Linked DNA regions of Homo sapiens: region 2 is linked to region 1. A link is a loop called in an ENCODE intact Hi-C map of the cell type or tissue named here. Cell type or tissue: ascending aorta. All regions are shown on one strand.

Region 1 (8,000 bases):
ATCTTTTGTCCCTTTTCAGTTTAGCTCTTGGTGGCTCCATAGGCTCTCAAGCATCCTGGACAGTTCTCTGTGGGCTGGCGTCCTGGGTCAGATTCCAGGGCCGGATGTGAGCTGTGCCTTGACCATTTGAAGAGCTCACCGAAGGAGGTGGGAATGGACGGTGCAGGAAAGTAACTCAGGCACCCGAGGCTGCTGAGCCCAGAGAAGAAGCACCTGTCCTTGGAGTATTGTTCCAGGAAATGGGGAGGCAACCGGTTCCAGAGGGCAGAACTGGGTTGGGAGACAAGGAAGCACAGTTCTTGTAAATCAAGAAAATTTGTAAAGCCACATAAGCTGTCCACCAGTGAGAGAGAGCATGTACATGCTGTGAGCTGCAGTCAGGCCGCCTGGCCACAAGGCATGTTGTGGCATGCTGTGGGAGTCGGCGTTGAAGCATCCCAGAGACCTCTTGTGCTTAAACAAAGCTGAGTTATTCAGCACACTCCTAGATGTGGGGTCTGATTGTTGGTCAAACTGAAGGACTCGAGAAAATGAGGACTAAGTGGGGGGATGAGAGACATGTGAGTGGGTGTTGGGCCAGTAGAATGACAAAAGGAGCAGGCCCAGGCTCTTTGGAAGACAGACCTTTGCCCTTCAGGGGGACTGGGGGAGTGTTTCCTGGCAGGTGTGGACATTCGTCCTCATGGATGTCTTCTTTATAATAACCTGTGGAGGACGGCCCAGCGCATCATGCCACTGACCTTCACTGATGCTTCTGTACTTAAGAAGTAATGTCCCTTGGCTGGGCGCGGTGGCTCATGCTTGTAATCCCAGCACTTTGGGAGCTGGAGGTGGGCGAATCACCTGAGGTCAGGAGTTCAAGACCAGCCTGGGCAACATGGCGAAACCCCGTCTCTACTAAAAATACAAAAATTAACCGGGCATGGTGGCAGGCTATAATCCCAGGTACTCGGGAGGCTGAGGCGGGAGACTCGCTTGAACCCAGGAGTTGGAAGTTGCAGGGAGCTGAGATCACACCACTGCACTCTAGCCTGGGTGACAGAACGAGACTCTGTCTCAAAAAAAAAAAAAAAAAGAAAGAAATTGCCCAAATTTTCCTTTCAAGGTTGAAGTTAGGGCTGAAGAATCAGGGCTGGCTCATGATCTCTTCAGACTCAGTCATCCATCCATTCAGAGATCGTGTGTGTGGGCGCACGTGTGTGTCGTGGACTGTTCCTCAGGATCCGCAGGTGCAGTGGCCGCGCTCCCACTGAACTTGTGTTCTAGAGGCGGAGCCCCCTCCCTGAGGGCCTGGCTTTCTCAGTGTCAAGTGGAGAGCATGTTGTCTTAGTCTGCTTTGGCTACTATAACAAAATTCCATAAGCAGGTGGCTCATAGCAACAGAAATTTAATTCTCACAATTCTTGGGAAATCCAAGACCAAGATGCCAGCAGATTCGATGTCTGATGAGGGCCCAAGTTCTGGTTCAGAGACGGTACTCTCTCGCTATGTGGAAGGGTCAAATGAGATCTTCCTTTTTTTTTTTTTTTTTTTTTTTAAATAAAATTTTGCTCGATTGCCCAGGCTGGAGTGCAGTGGTGTGATCTCGGCTCACCGCAACCTCCACCTCCCAGGTTCAAGCGATTCTCCTGCCTCATCCTCCCAAGTAGCTGGGATTACAGCCGATTACCAGCACACTTGGCAAATTTTTGTATTTTCTCCTGCCTCAGTCTCCCGGGTAGCTGAGATTACAGGGATTGCTGGATCAAAGTTTACCACGCTCGACAAATTTTTGTATTTTTAGTAGAGATGAGGTTTCGCTGTGTTGGCCAGGCTGGTCTCGAACTCCTGACCTCAGGTGATCCACTTACCTCGGCCTCCCAAAGTGCTAGGATTACAGGCATTAGCCACCGAGCCTTGGCCAAAAGAGCTCTTTCATCAGGCACTAATCCCGTTCATGAGTGCTCCACCCTCATCATCTAATTACCACTCAAAGGCCTCACCCTCTAATACCACCACCTTGGGGATGAGGCTTTCAGCATAGGAATTTGCAGGGGGACACAAACATTAAGACCAGAGAGATACTTTGGACTGAGGGGACCCTTTGGTGAGAACACAGGGAGTGGTTCTCTGTGGGGAGGCTGAGATTGGCGTGGCAGGAGGAGGCCAGCCATGGGGCATCTGGGGAAAGGTCTGGAGGCCGAGGGGCTGTACCCAGGGCAGGAGCCAGTGCGGTTGTGGCCCTGTGAGGGCAGACCCGGATCTTGACCACGAAGGCACTGGGCGTTGCTGGAGAGCTTCCAGACACTGGGCTAGGATCACATTTCAGTTTCCAGTGAGAATCCTCCTGGGTGTCTCTGGAAAATGGCTTGGAAGGCATAAGAGCAGAAACAAGGGGATCATTTGAGTGAACTCATATAGTAGCAGAGCTGTGCATTGAGATTACCCACACCCCAGCTGCGAGAGTCCCTGTTAATGCAAGGTGGCCAGTTTAAAGCTGACAGGACTAGATTTCCCCATGGAGTGATTTGCTGAAGGCTTTGGGCTGGAAGTTCCAGCGCCCGCAGAAAACTTACTGTTGGAGGTTCTTCGCCCTCGTTTCTGAAGGAAAGCTCCCAGCTCTGCCTGGAGCCTGGGATGGAAATTGTCTCTGGTTAATAGGATCTTTAAGACAGCTAAATCCTGCACTAAAGACTTGATGCAACTGCTGTTGCACACGGAGGTGGCTCCCCTGCCATATGCCCGCAGAGCTTTCTTTCATTGTCATTACAGAGAGTCAGGCGTGTGTACAGGAAGGAGACGGGATCCTGCCGTAATGACTTTGTCTTCACCATCTTTTCTCAGCTGCTTAAATTGCTGTCAGGGCAGCGTAGGAATCTTAAAGGAGGGAGTTTTCTCTCATATAATTATGCTGTTGGTAAAAATGTTGGCGGCTTTTCTCTACTTTTCCCCTTAGCCACCAAAATAAAACTCTTTATCTTGGAACTCGGCAGCTGTTTGCAATCCGCCTCATTTCTCCTGCTGATGTATTGGTGTCGCAGCTTGGGTGATGGGTGGTGACGTGAGGGTTGAAGGTAATTTCTGTCGCAGTCCCATGGTCATGAGCCAAGACCTGGAGTGCTGGAGGTGCGCCAGGTCGGGTCATCTTTGGGTTTTGCCCAGTGAGCTGTTGCTAAGGAGAGGGCTTTGTTTGCCTAGAGCTGGGGGAAATGTTCAAGGGCAGGCACACATTGGCAGAGATCTGCTGACGTGGCGACGGCGGAACTCATGGCTGTGTGTCAAGCCTGGGCAGTAACAGGTGGCGAAGGCCAAACCTTTGGGGGCAGACTTGGGGCAGCAGTGGAGACGTGTTTTGGGGATCTCAAGGCGTCTTGGTGGGAAAGAGTGCCGGTGGGTCAGGAAGGCGGGGGTGCTGGGACACTGCTGCTGCTTGGGTGGGGTCAGGACCTGCTACACAGATACCAGACCCACCCTCTGCCAGGGGACACAGAACGGGCAAGGAGAAGGGCTGTGCTTCTGAGTGCTTCACTGGTCTGGAAACCCATGTTTTAACTGGGGCCACCCCCGGACCCCTGAGACTGAGGTGGTGTGAACCTCAGGGCTGGGGAGGTGGCTTCCAGGGGACCACCTCCTCACGCCCTCCCTTCCCAGAGAGGATGGGGAAGGTTTGGGCGGGAGCCTCCGGACTGGTAGGGACTCCACCTAGAGGCCAGCCCCTCCTGGGGTAGGCACAGAGGCCTCCAGAGCGCCTCCCTCTGAGTCACATTCCTTCTCATTTAGTCACCTTTCCTTCCACGGGGCTGCTGTTGGCTCGAAATAGAAGGATGACTGGACCGTTCTCCGTGCAGCTTCTTCCCTGAGATGTTCCCCAAGCCCCTCAAGGCATCCTTTGTGATGCACTTCTAAACAGCAGCCGGCTGGGCTCACAGTGGCTCACACCTGTAATCCCACGACTTTGGGAGGCCAAGGCAGGAGGATTGCTTGAGCTCAGAAGTTCAAGACCAGCATGGGCAACATACATAACATCTCTACAAAAAATAAAATAACATAGTGGGCTCTCTTCTCTACAAAAAATCAAAAAACGTAGCTGGGGCCAGGCGCCGTGGCTCACACCTGTAATCCTAGCACTTTGGGAGGCCAAGGCGGGCAGATCATTTGAGATTAGGAGTTCTAGACCAGCCTGGCCAACATAGTGAAACCCCATATCTACTAAAGAATACAAAAATCAGCTGGGCGTGGTGGCGCATGCCTCTAATCCCAGCTACTCGGGAAGCTGAGGCAGGAAAAATGCTTAAACCAGGGAACGGAGGTTGCAGTGAGCCCAGATCGCACCACTGCACTCCAGCTGGATGACAGAGCAAGACTCCGTCTCAAAAAAACAAAACAAAAAAAACTTTAGCTGGGTGTGATGGTGCGTGCCTACAGTCACAGCTACTTGAGAAGCTGACGTGGCAGGACGGCTGGAGTCCAGGAGGTCAAGACTGCACTCCAGCCTGGGAGGCAGAGTGAGATCCTGCCTTAAAACAAACAAACAAACAACAGCGAGTGTATCCTGGGTGCTTGTTCGGACTAAGGTGCAAACAGAGGGCTTTGCGTTATGGTCTTTGATCCTGGTGGCATTTTCATTAGACTAGATGGTCACGGTAATGTGGTATCTTTTCCTTTTTTGTAGACAGGCGACTGAGTCTCAGAGGGCGGTATCCTCGCCCAGGTCGGGGGTCTGCACATGGCTGTCAGTGTTGTGTCCTCGGACAGCCCTGTCCTGGGAACTCAGAGGCTCAGCAGTGGTGCCTGTGGAATGGGCCTCTGTTTTCACCGAGTAGTTGACCCCATCTGGCACGACAGGGAGACTCTTTTTTATCCAGAAGCCAAATCAAGAGAGGCTTTTCTGAGTGACTTGGCTGTGCTTTTTTCCAGCTTTGGAAAGTATGTTGAGAATGCGTGCTGGCCCTGGTGGTCTTACGTTGTTGGTGTCAGATGTAAACTTGCGACGTGAAGGCAGAATTTAAGTCTAGCTTTATTTAGTCCAACACGTGTTCTGCAGCAGCCGCTGGCTGCAGAGCCAAGGGGATAACCATCCCCTCCCAGTACTTGCAGTCTGGTGGGGACCAACCCCCCAGAGAGATGGACCCTGTGCTGGCTCAGAGAGAGAGGGCACTTAAATCTTGCTTGGTGTGCTCTGGGAAACCCTCTCCTGGAGCATTGGCTTCTGAGCTGAATTTTCTGGAGTAGAAGGTAATGCCGAGGCCTGCTGGACATATGTCCTGTGAAAATTCTCAGAAAGGCTGGGTGCAGGGGCTCACGCCTATAATCCCAGCACTTCAGGAGGCCGAGGCGAGCGGATCATTTGAGGTCTGGCATTCGAGACCACCCTGGCCAACATGGTGAAACCCCGTCTCTACCAAAAATACAAAAAGTTAGCCAGGTGTGGTGGCGTGCACCTGTGGTCGCAGCTACTCAGGAGGCTAAGGCACGAAAATCACTTGATCCCACGAGGCGGAGGTTGCAGTGAGCTGAGATCATGCCACTTCACTCTAGCCTGGGCGACAGAGCAAGACTGTTTCAAAAAAAAAAAAAAAAAAGAGGAAAGCTGGCAGAATGATCATGGATACAGTGTGCAAACGTGACTTGTGCAGCCACCATACTCTCCTCATGGGGGAGTAAAAATTAGCTGGAAATGATACCTGAGGCAAGAGGCCTATTAAATCTTATTAATAATTGATTTTAGTGGGAAGTACAAGTTCAGTACATAAAGCAGGAGCTTTTTGGGGAAGTTACTGAGTTTTTTGTCTTCTCCAGAGAGAGGCCAGAAGGGCAGCATCTCCAAGGTGAATCTGCCCATTGGCTGTAAGGAGCATGGACGAGGACTTAAGAGGCAGCCCATCTGGCCACATCTCCAAGGCGAGGCTGTCCACTGGCTGTAAGGAGCATGGATGGGGATTTTGAAGACAGTGTGTCCCGGAGCCGGCCTGCAGAGACAGGCTGCCTGGGGGGAGGAGGGCAGCCCCCAGCTCCGGCGTGGCCAGCCCTGACCTTGGGCCATCAGGGAGGGCACGCCAAGCTTTGTGACTTTCAGGTCTGTTCCCTTGCCCACGGGCTGGTTCTGGCTGGTTTCTGGACTGTACTGTGGCCGTGTGGAATTCTCTGGCACACAGCAGCAGGTACAGAGCCTGCCCCTGGGCAGCGCTGACCATGCTGGCCTGGGGTTTGGATACTTGAGCCTGGGTAGAGACAGGGTGGGTTCTCGGTGGCCACTTCCTCTGCAGCAGCCAACAGCAGAGACAGAAGGAGGCCTGGGACCTTGCCCTGCCTGACCCGCCTGTCTTTCCATCTGAAGCGCCCCTGACATGCTGTGACTCTTACTTTATTTTTGGTAGTTTACCTTAAAGAGTAATGAAATCACATTGCAAAAATTTGGGTTCTCTGGGAAAATATCAGTCAATCTTGATTCTAAAACTTGAACACAATCACTGTGGCCATTCATGTCTATTTTTTTTTTCCCTTTAACTTTTTCTTTTGACATAATTACAGACTTACAGAAGAGTTGTAAGAATGGAACAAAGAATTTCTAATTACCCTTTACCTAGCCTCTCCAAATGACATTTTACCACATTTGCTTGTGTTTCTCTCATATACAGAAACACACGCACAGAGTATATAATCTTCAGATCCCTCTGAGATATTTGCAAATATATAAGGCTAAAGTATTTAGGGATGGAGGAGTTAATTTTTCCTAAACACAGTGCCCATTCTTTCACATAAGACAAGTATCAAGGTCAGGAAATTAACATTGATAATCATATCTAATATTCAGATCTTACTGATTTTGCCAGTAGTCCCAATAAGATCCTTTATAGCAAAAGAAACTTCGGATTCTGCGTTGCCTCTGGTTTCCTTGTCTCTTTAGTCATCTTTAATCTGGAACCGTTTCTTGTCCTCCTTTGTACCATGACATTGATGTTTTTGAAGAGAGCAGATGAGTCATTTTGTAGAATGGCCCTCAGTTCAGTTTGTCCTGTGTTTTTTCCTGATTGGAGTTGGGCACTTTGGGCGGGAATGCTCAGGACCCACTGTTGTTGTCAGCACAGCGGATTAGGAGGGCACATCATGTGAATTTATCTTATTATTGGTGGGGTTAACTTTGATCACTTGGCTAAGATCGAGTCCGTCTTTCTCCACTGTAAAGCTATTATCTCAATCTCCTTTTTTTTTTTTTTAAGTCCTGTACATGATTTTGTGCATCGTAACATACCAGGTCTGGGTATGGGATGTGGGAGGCAGCGCTGTGCCCTTAATTTGTGGAGGTGACGCATGTGCAGTTGCCTCCACTGAACGTTAAAAGTGCACTCCTGTGACCCTGAGTTGAGTTCAGAGACTCCTATCAGGTCAGAAGAGCTCCTGCTGTTGACCTGCAGGGCACAGCTTGAGACCTAAGTCTGGCCCTTCCAGATGGGCCATGGCTAAGGTTCCCTCATTCAATAAATAATTGATGACTTCAGCTGCTGTATGCATGGATTTCTTGCGTGACTATTTTTCCCCCTTTTTAAATTTCTTATGTGCGTCTGGAGACCCTTTGGCAGTGGGGCCTGGAGCTCCTTTTAGAAAAGATCCACAGGAGATTGTGTTTCCAATGATGACAGCCAAGATGGCACAGGTGGCAGCCCTCCCATGCTAGGGGTGTTGTCAGGTCGACAGCGCTCAATCCCCATTGTTCCAGAACGGCCAGAGGACAGTGACCAGGGGCAGAGGAGAGTGCACTCTCATGGCCCAGCCCCTCACTTAGCCCACCTGCCCTGGGCTGGGTGCACTGGTGGCTACCACTGCTTGGTAAGAGGTACGGGTGACAGATGTCTTGGTTGACGGTGTGGGTGTGTGTTTTTTTTTTACCCCTAATCCAAGGAAACTGGGTGTATTTCTCTTTGTGAGTTTTGACTGCTGTTCCCCTAAGTCAAGTTATATGGAAGCATGATTTATCTTCTCCAAAAAATATGGGCCCCTCAGTGAAGTTAAACAGAGTATAA
Region 2 (8,000 bases), 180 kb after region 1:
CTCTATATCCAGACTAAGAAATTTTTGTAGATTTTTCAACTAAGTATCCCTGTAAGCTAGACTTACGGAATTAGGAAAAAAAAATGTTGAAGTTGTATTGAGTCTCTTTTTTTTTTTTTTTTTTTTTTTTTGAGACAGGGTCTCACTCTGTCGTCAAGGCTGTAGTGCAGTGTTGTGATCATAGCTCACCGCAGCCTCAACCTCCCAGGCTCAGCCTCCTGGGTAGCTGGGACTATAGACACGCACCACCACACCTGGCCAATTTTTTTATTTTTTATAGAGTCAGGGTTTCGCCATGTTATCCAGGCTGGTCTCAAACTCCTGGGCTCAAGTGATCCTCCAGTCTCCCAAAGTGTTGGGATTATAGGCGTGAGCCACTAAACCCAGCCAGTACTATGTCTTTTTTTTTTTTTTTTTTTTTTTGAGACGGAGTTTCGCTCTTGTTGCCCAGGCTGGAGTGCAATGGCACAATCTCGGCTCACTGCAACCTCCGCCTCCCGGGTTCAAGCGATTCTCCTCCCTCAGCCTCCCGAGTAGCTGGGATCACAGGCTGGTATTACAGGTGTGAGCCACCGCGCCTGGCTGTTGTATCTTTTTAAGAAGTTTGGAAACATCAAGTATCTGAAACAACTTCGCTTGTGATCTTATCTGGGGAAGTTTTGTAAGAGGCAAAGCTGTGAGCAGAGAGAGCATGAACTTTGGAGTCAAACAGCCCTGAGTTGAAATCCTGCTGTCCTCTCTGAGTGCCAGTGTCCTCAGTGTCCTCATCTGAAAAATTCTGGGTGATATTTCCCTGGCAGTTACTGAGGGTCCAAAGAGACAAGAGCTGAAAGGCCTGGCAATACTCTTAAGTGTTTGATAAATGTTGGTTTCCTCGCTCTGCATTTCATTTAATCCAGGTAACATTTACTGAGGAATGACCCCATATCAGGTACTGTGCTGAGAACAGCAATTCAGAGACAGGTAAGGCTGTATCTACAACAGGGGCCAACAGTCCAGTGGAGGACAATCCCTAACTTAGGGTCTCCATGCCCTGGAGGGGCCCATGAACTTGGATGGAAAGAAAATACATCTTTATTTCTTCTAACTTTTAACTGAAATGCAGTATTTATAACAATTGTCAGTGTAGTCAACATACTATGGTAGTATTAATACATCTATGGCCCTGACACCAGTAGAAATCATAGATTTTTTTAGATCATATTACATTATTGAGTAGGTTACTAAAGAAGTACTTCAGGCCAGGCATGGTGGTTCACGCCTGTAATCCCAGTACTTTGGGAGGCTGAGACAGGAGGATCACTTGAGGTCAGGAGTTCAAGACCAGCCTGGCCAGCATGGTGAAACCCCATCTCTACTGAAAATACAAAAATTAGCCGGGTGTGCTGGCGCATGCCTGTGATCTCAGCTACTCAGAAGGCTGAGGCAAGAGAATCGTTTGAATCCAGGAGGTGGAGGTTGCAGTGAGTCAAGATCACGCCACTGCACTCTGGCCTGGGCAACAGAGCGAGACTCCGTCTCAGAAAAAAAAAGTACTTCAATTGGACTGAGCGTGGTCACTCACGCCTGTACTCCTAGCACTTTGGAAGGCAGAGGCAGGTGGATCACATGAGGTCAGGAATTCGAGACCAGCCTGGCCAACATGGTGAAACCCAGTCTCTACTAAAAAGTCAAAAAAAATTAGCTGGATGTAGTGGTGTGCACCTGTAGTCCTAGCTACATGGGAGGCTGAGGCAGGAGAATCACTTGAACCTGGGAGGTGGAGGCTGCAGTGAGCTGAGATCACGCCACTGCACTCCAGCCTGGGCGACAGAGTGAGACTTTGTCTCAAAAAAAAAAAATGTCTGGGTACAGTGGCTCATGCCTGTAATCCCAGCACTTTGGGAGGCCTAGGCGGGCAGATCACCTGAGGTCGGGAGCTCAAGACCAGCCTGGCCAACATGGTGAAACCCCGTCTCTACTAAAAATACAAAAATTAGCCGGGTGTGGTGGTGCATGCCTGTGATCTCAGCTACTTGGGAGGCTGAGGCAGGAGAATTGTTTGAACCCGGAAGGTGGAGGTTGCAGTGAGTCGAGATCACACCACTGTACTCCAGCCTGGGCAACAGAGCAAGATTCCGTCTCAAAAAAAAGAAAAAAAAAAGTGAGTAAGAAGTACTTCAATTAATATTACAGATTTTTAAAAACATTTTAATAACTATATTTCAATTTAATTGGCTTCCTTGTAATCTCATTTCTGTCATGCATTTAAAAATTATTCTGAACTGGCTGTGACAGAGAAAAGGTGAAGAAACCCTAGTCAAGTTAGTGGAAAATTGAATTTTATGAATGTTTCAGGACAGAGAGGCAAATTCCATATCAAATAATCAAATGAGTAATGTCCCAGCATAGGACACAGAGGAGACAAGCCATGCAGTTCCCTTGGAAAACAGAGATGGGCAGTGACTGTGTTTTGCAGGTGAATATGATTTGCCGAGCAAGGAGGAAGGAGAAAGGCAGACTGGAGACAGTGGGAAAAATGAGTGACTCACTGAGGGGCAAGACATGTCTCAATGAGAACACCTGGAAAGCTGAGAAGCAGGGTTGACATCTGGTCAACCTCAAATATGCTCTAAGTCTAACCCATGTGAACCACCTCAGAGTGGATATTGACCCAGTTTATAGTTTGTATAAGCAAATATCTTCCCATTTCAATGCTGACAGCCGTGTGCAGTGGCTCACACCTGTAATCCCAGCACTTTGGGAGGCCGAGGCAGAATGTTTACTTGAGGCCAGGAGTTCGAGACCAGCTTGGCCAACATGGTGAAACCCCTTCTCTACTAAAAATACAAAAAGTAGCTGGGCATGGTGGCAGGCGCCTGTAATCCCAGCTGCTCTGGAGGCTGAGTCATGAGAATCACTTGAACCTGGGAGGCAGAGGTTGCAGGGAACTGGGATCATGTCACTGCACTCCAGCCTGGGCGACAGAGCAAGACTCTGTCTCAAAAATAAATATATACACACACACACACACACACACACACATATATATATGTATGCTTACAAGGTTACACGTCCACCATCCCAAACACACACACACATACACACCACACACACATATATACACACACACACCACACATACCCACACACACATATATATACACATACATATACATTACACACCCACACTTATACACACACATACCATACACACAGCCTTTTTTTTTTTTTTTTTTTTTTGAGACGGAGTCTCACTCTGTTACCCAGGCTGGAGTGCAATGGTGCAATCTTGGCTCACTGCAACCTCCGCCTCCCAGGTTCAAGCGATTCTCCTGCCTCAGCCTCCTGAGTAGCTGGGATTACAGGCACACGCCACCACGCCTGGCTAATTTTTGTATTTTTAGCAGAGACAGGGTTTCACCATATTGGCCAGGCTGGCCTCAAACTATTGACCTTGGGATCCGGCCACCTCTGCCTCCCAAAGTGCTGGGATTACAGGCGTAAGCCACCGTGCCCGGCTGGCACAGTCTTATACAAGACAAAATGTACTAATCTAGAACCTAAATCTTCATTACATGTTTAATTATACAATACTCGTGGAATTAAAAATATGCTGCCTTTTTGCCAAACACTAAAGTGATGTTAACGAAAAGTAATTCCAAAGTAGTGAAGTTAGGAATGCCACAATATTTTTCATTCCTTTCTTTCCAGTCATTTCGGAGACCACAAAGTTTAAAAATATTTCAAAATATTCGAAAGTATCCATGACGTCATTTGAGTAGTTCTTAAATTCACCAAAGTGATTCATGCAAATGACTTATTTGCTTCAAAAACTATCTACAAATTCAAATAGTGGACCAAGGAGAAAAATCTGCACAACAGTTTCAGTGTAACCAAGATCACAATATTCAATATTACCTTCAATATGGCAGATTTATAGTAGACGTAAGTTTAAAATACACAAGCTAAAATTTTTAAAGGGGCTAATCAGAAAGAAATGTAGTTTTTATGACATACAAAATTATTCAGTGATTCCACATAAGAGGTAATGCATGAATTCTACAATTCCTTAACTCATTGGCTGCTGGTATTCATTCATTACTTGGAACTTTAACAGCTTCCTAGTAAACAGAAAGTACCTTTCCTATATGTGAGATATTTTGACTGATATATCCTGAGTACCCAGAATGGTGCGTGGCACACACAGTTACTGAAGAAGTATTTGTTGAATGAATTGATTAACTTTACTTTCTTGATTTTATACGTCAGGATATTTTCACCCTGACTACTTTTGTCCAATGACCTAACACATTTAAACTTTGCTCAAGAATTTAGAACAGGCTGGGCACAGTGGCTCACACCTGGAACCTCAGCACTTTGAGAGGCCAAGGTGGGAGGATCGCTTGAGCCCAGGAGTTCGCGACCAGCTGTCTCAAACATAGGGAGACCCTGTCTCTACCAAAAGTAATTCAAAAAATTAGCCAGGTGTGGTGGCACACACCTGTGGTCCCATCTACGTGGGAGGCTGAGGTGGGAGGTCACCCTGGGAGGTCGAGGTTACAGTGAACCACTCCACCCTGGGCTACAGAGCAAGACCCTGTCTCAAAAAAAAAAAAGAAAAAAAAAAAGGGCCAAGCAGGGCGGCTCACGTCTGTAATTCCAACATTTTGGGAGGCCAAGGTGGAGAGGTCAAGGCTGCAGTGAGCTGTGATCCTGCCACTGCACTCCAGCCTAGGTGACAATGAGACCCTGTCTCAAAAAAAAAAAGAACTTAGGACAGTTTGATATTTCTCTTTGATTCTTTTTTTCTTTCAGTTTGTAATTTGCATATCTTGCACAGAATTTTAAACGTTAAATCTTATAAATGAATGAAGATGAAAACTGTATCTAACATTTACATTAATTTTTGCATTTAACAATCTTTTTTTTTTTTTTTTGAGATGGAGTCTCGCTATGTCACCCAGGCTGGAGTGCGGTGGCACGATCTCGGCTGACTGCAAGCTCCGCCTCCCGGGTTCAGGCCATTCTCTTGCCTCAGCCTCCCGAGTAGCTGGGACTACAGGCGCCCACCACCACGCCCGGCTAATTTTTCGTATTGTTAGTAGAGGCGGGGTTTCACCATGTTAGCTAGGATGGTCTCGATCTCCTGACCTCGTGATCCACCCGCCTCGGCCTCCCAAAGTGCTGGGATTACAGGCGTGAGCCACTGCACCCGGCCAACAATCTTTTAAGAAAAAACAAGGTATATTTTCTGAAATTTGTCCAGCGTGTGGCAATCTTCAGAAAACATTTGTATTTTTAGGATATTTAAATATGCAGATCACTTCACTTCACCATCATTATCTCATTTTTATCCTTATCAGTGTTGTCAGGCAGCTGTTATTTCCAAATGATGGAAGGGACAGAGAAGTTACAGCACTTGTGTTTTAAGAACTGGACCACAAGCACTTCAAGTCCTAACCCAGTGACCCTCCCCCAAGCCTTTCCATCTGCATCACTGGGGCCCAAAAGACTCAAAGCTAATAGATGTTTTTATAAAAGATCTGTGGACTGAAACTAAATATTAGTGCCCACTCTAATTTTAAGATTGGCTTTTTCAAGAAGCGATCCTTGCAAATAGAATTTACCAGAACAGTTTTTAGGCCTCACCACACTTTTGAAATAAGAATCCATCCCTAGGGTGGGGAAAGTTAGAAATACCATATACACTCAACTTCAAACCAATTTTTTTTTTCATGACAGAGTCTCACTGCATCGCCCAGGCTGGAGTACAGTGGTGCGATCTCGGCTCATTGCAACCTCTGCCTCCTGGGCTCATGCAATTCTCCTGCCTCAGCCTCCCAAGTAGCTGAGACTATAGACACACGCCATGCCTGGCTAATTTCTGTGTTTTTAGTAGAGACGGGGTTTCACCATGTTGGCCAGGCTGGTCTCGAACTCCTGACCTCCAGTGATCCATCCGCCTCGGCCTCCCCAAGTGCTGGGATTACAGGCATGAGCCACTGTGCCCAGCCAACTTCAACCCAAATTTAATCAGATAAACTTCAAAAAATAATCTGATCATATGAGCTACTTTCTCAGCCAAACTTTTAGGACAGGGGATTAGCATTGGCCTTACAGCACTTTGTTTTAGGAGACTGGCATGATTTCTCTTGAAATGTTAGGGTCAGCAGATAGGATGCAGGGCTGTAATGGGATAAGGAAGCAAGCAGGTAAGGAGTTGACTGGAGCTGATGCTCCTGGCAGGGTCGGGGTCAGGGAAAGAAGATGCTGACAAGATTGGGGCCCAGTCAGTACTCCATTCATCTGCCCCTGGGTTACCGTGATGCTAGGAGGACCACCACATAACACACATCTGGATGCTCTAGCAAGATGTCAGAACCCTGCCTTGAGAACCAGCTGAATTGCAGAACCATATCCTCCTCTTTTATGTTCTTGTGGAAATGTAAACAATTTGGCCAGGCGCGGTGGTTCATGCCTGTAATCCCAGCACTTTGGGAGGCCAAGGCAAGAGGATCACTTAAGGCTAGGAGTTCGAGACCAGCCTGGCCAACATGGTGAAACCCCATCTCTACTAAAAATACAAAAATTAGCCGGGCATGGTGGCTCATGCTTGTAGTCCCAGCTACTCAGGAGGCTGAGGCAGGAGAATCACTTGAACTAGGGAAGCAGAGGTTACAGCGAGCAGAGATCATGCCACGGCACGCCAGCCTGGGCAACAGAGAGAGACTCTGTCTCAAAAAAAAAGAAAAAGAAAAAAGAAAATGTAAACAATTTACAACTCTGGCAGTAAAACACGAACAGCAGATGAAGTTTACAGGCATTGCCTTTAATCCTATTCATGATGAACATATTTTCTAAAAACAAGTCATAGGCAAAATAACCACTGTCCCCCATTTTTTGAGGTAGTTGTTACACTTGCATGTCAGTCAGGGTTCCAGGCAGAAATAAATAGCATACTCCAGTGGGAAAATTAAGATTATTTTACAAGGTATTGGGCAAGGTTGAAGAAAACCAGCAAGGATGGTGAAATAGCCCTGACTGGCAATGACAGGGTGCCATTACCAAATCCTGCAGAGAGAGACGTTGGTGCTGGGGAGGGCCACCTGGCAGGAGCAGTGGCCTTCCTAGAGAAGCACAGCAGGGAGCAAGCCAGGGTCAATATTCTGACGCCTTTCTCCTCTCTCCAGTCTCTGCCAGGGCCTCTCATTGGCCAAACTAAACTGATGACCTTAGGGCTCAGAAGCCTTTGATGCAGTCCTGGCTGGTCTATCTGTCTCAAGGGGCACATGGCAGGGGGAGAATGGATCTGGAAGGACAAATGGAGGCTCTCCAGCCAATAAAAACTATAGCAGAGCAAATTTAAAGGAATAGATGTTTCCAGAGCTTTACTTGGAGGACACAGCTACTGACATTTTGAATCCCTTCTCCTAAGCAAAGAATATTCTATCCAAAGACAATGTATTTTAAGAACATCATGATTTTTTCTTCTACTACAGCATGGTCTTATGCCATAAAAGGAATTATGCTAATCCAGTCTATCAGTGAAACTCAGAAAAGATGGCTATCAGAGGTGGCACAGAAACATTTCAGGGAAATAATGGAGAGGCACCAAGAAATGGCTTTCTAAAGCAGCAGGAAAAAAGTTGAAGTCCATAAGCAGATAGGTTACCAATCCAGCAGCATCTCTTAGGAATGAAATGATTGATCACAAAGGTAAGATTTGTTGGAGCCCACATTGAATTTAATGCCAGTCATCCTTGTATACTAAACTCTATTTCCATAGCTGGGAGATATGACAGACTTTCTTTTTGTGACACTTTGTTCTTATGATATAGTTTTGAGTCTGTCTGTGGGATTTCAATCACCGAAATCAGGATTAGAGACAAGAAATCTTCCTTATATTATTAAGTAGGAAAGCAATGTGTTAAGGAGCCAGCCCTAACTTGGAGATAAATCTATTTTAATAAAGCACAGACATTCGTGAATAAGATGTGTCTTTGTGTTTATCATAATATC

Evidence for each region. Peaks named below come from ENCODE experiments on the same cell type or tissue, not always from the same donor. Only the 100,000 strongest peaks of a DNase experiment are listed, where the experiment ranks them.
Region 2: a loop joins it to region 1, with 3 times the contacts of the local background. A loop is called at or near these places in 1 of 110 quality-filtered maps.

Annotation. Positions count from the first base shown.
Region 1 is chr10:125,080,151-125,088,150 of GRCh38, reverse strand. All of the region lies in intron 2 of CTBP2 (C-terminal binding protein 2), which reads left to right. Among named protein-coding and RNA genes, the nearest start is that of MIR4296, 51 kb to the right of the region's middle. RefSeq lists enhancers at 1-803, 2,460-3,287, 4,944-5,771, 5,772-6,600. In ascending aorta, a CTCF peak has its summit at 3,715 (motif pointing left); DNase peaks (open chromatin) are centred at 3,150, 3,730, 4,420 and 6,125; H3K4me3 peaks cover 1,944 bases; H3K27ac peaks cover 6,063 bases.
Region 2 is chr10:124,902,401-124,910,400 of GRCh38, reverse strand. No RefSeq gene overlaps it. Among named protein-coding and RNA genes, the nearest start is that of ZRANB1, 36 kb to the left of the region's middle. In ascending aorta, no CTCF peak of the experiment used is centred here; DNase peaks (open chromatin) are centred at 3,450 and 7,110; H3K27ac peaks cover 2,498 bases.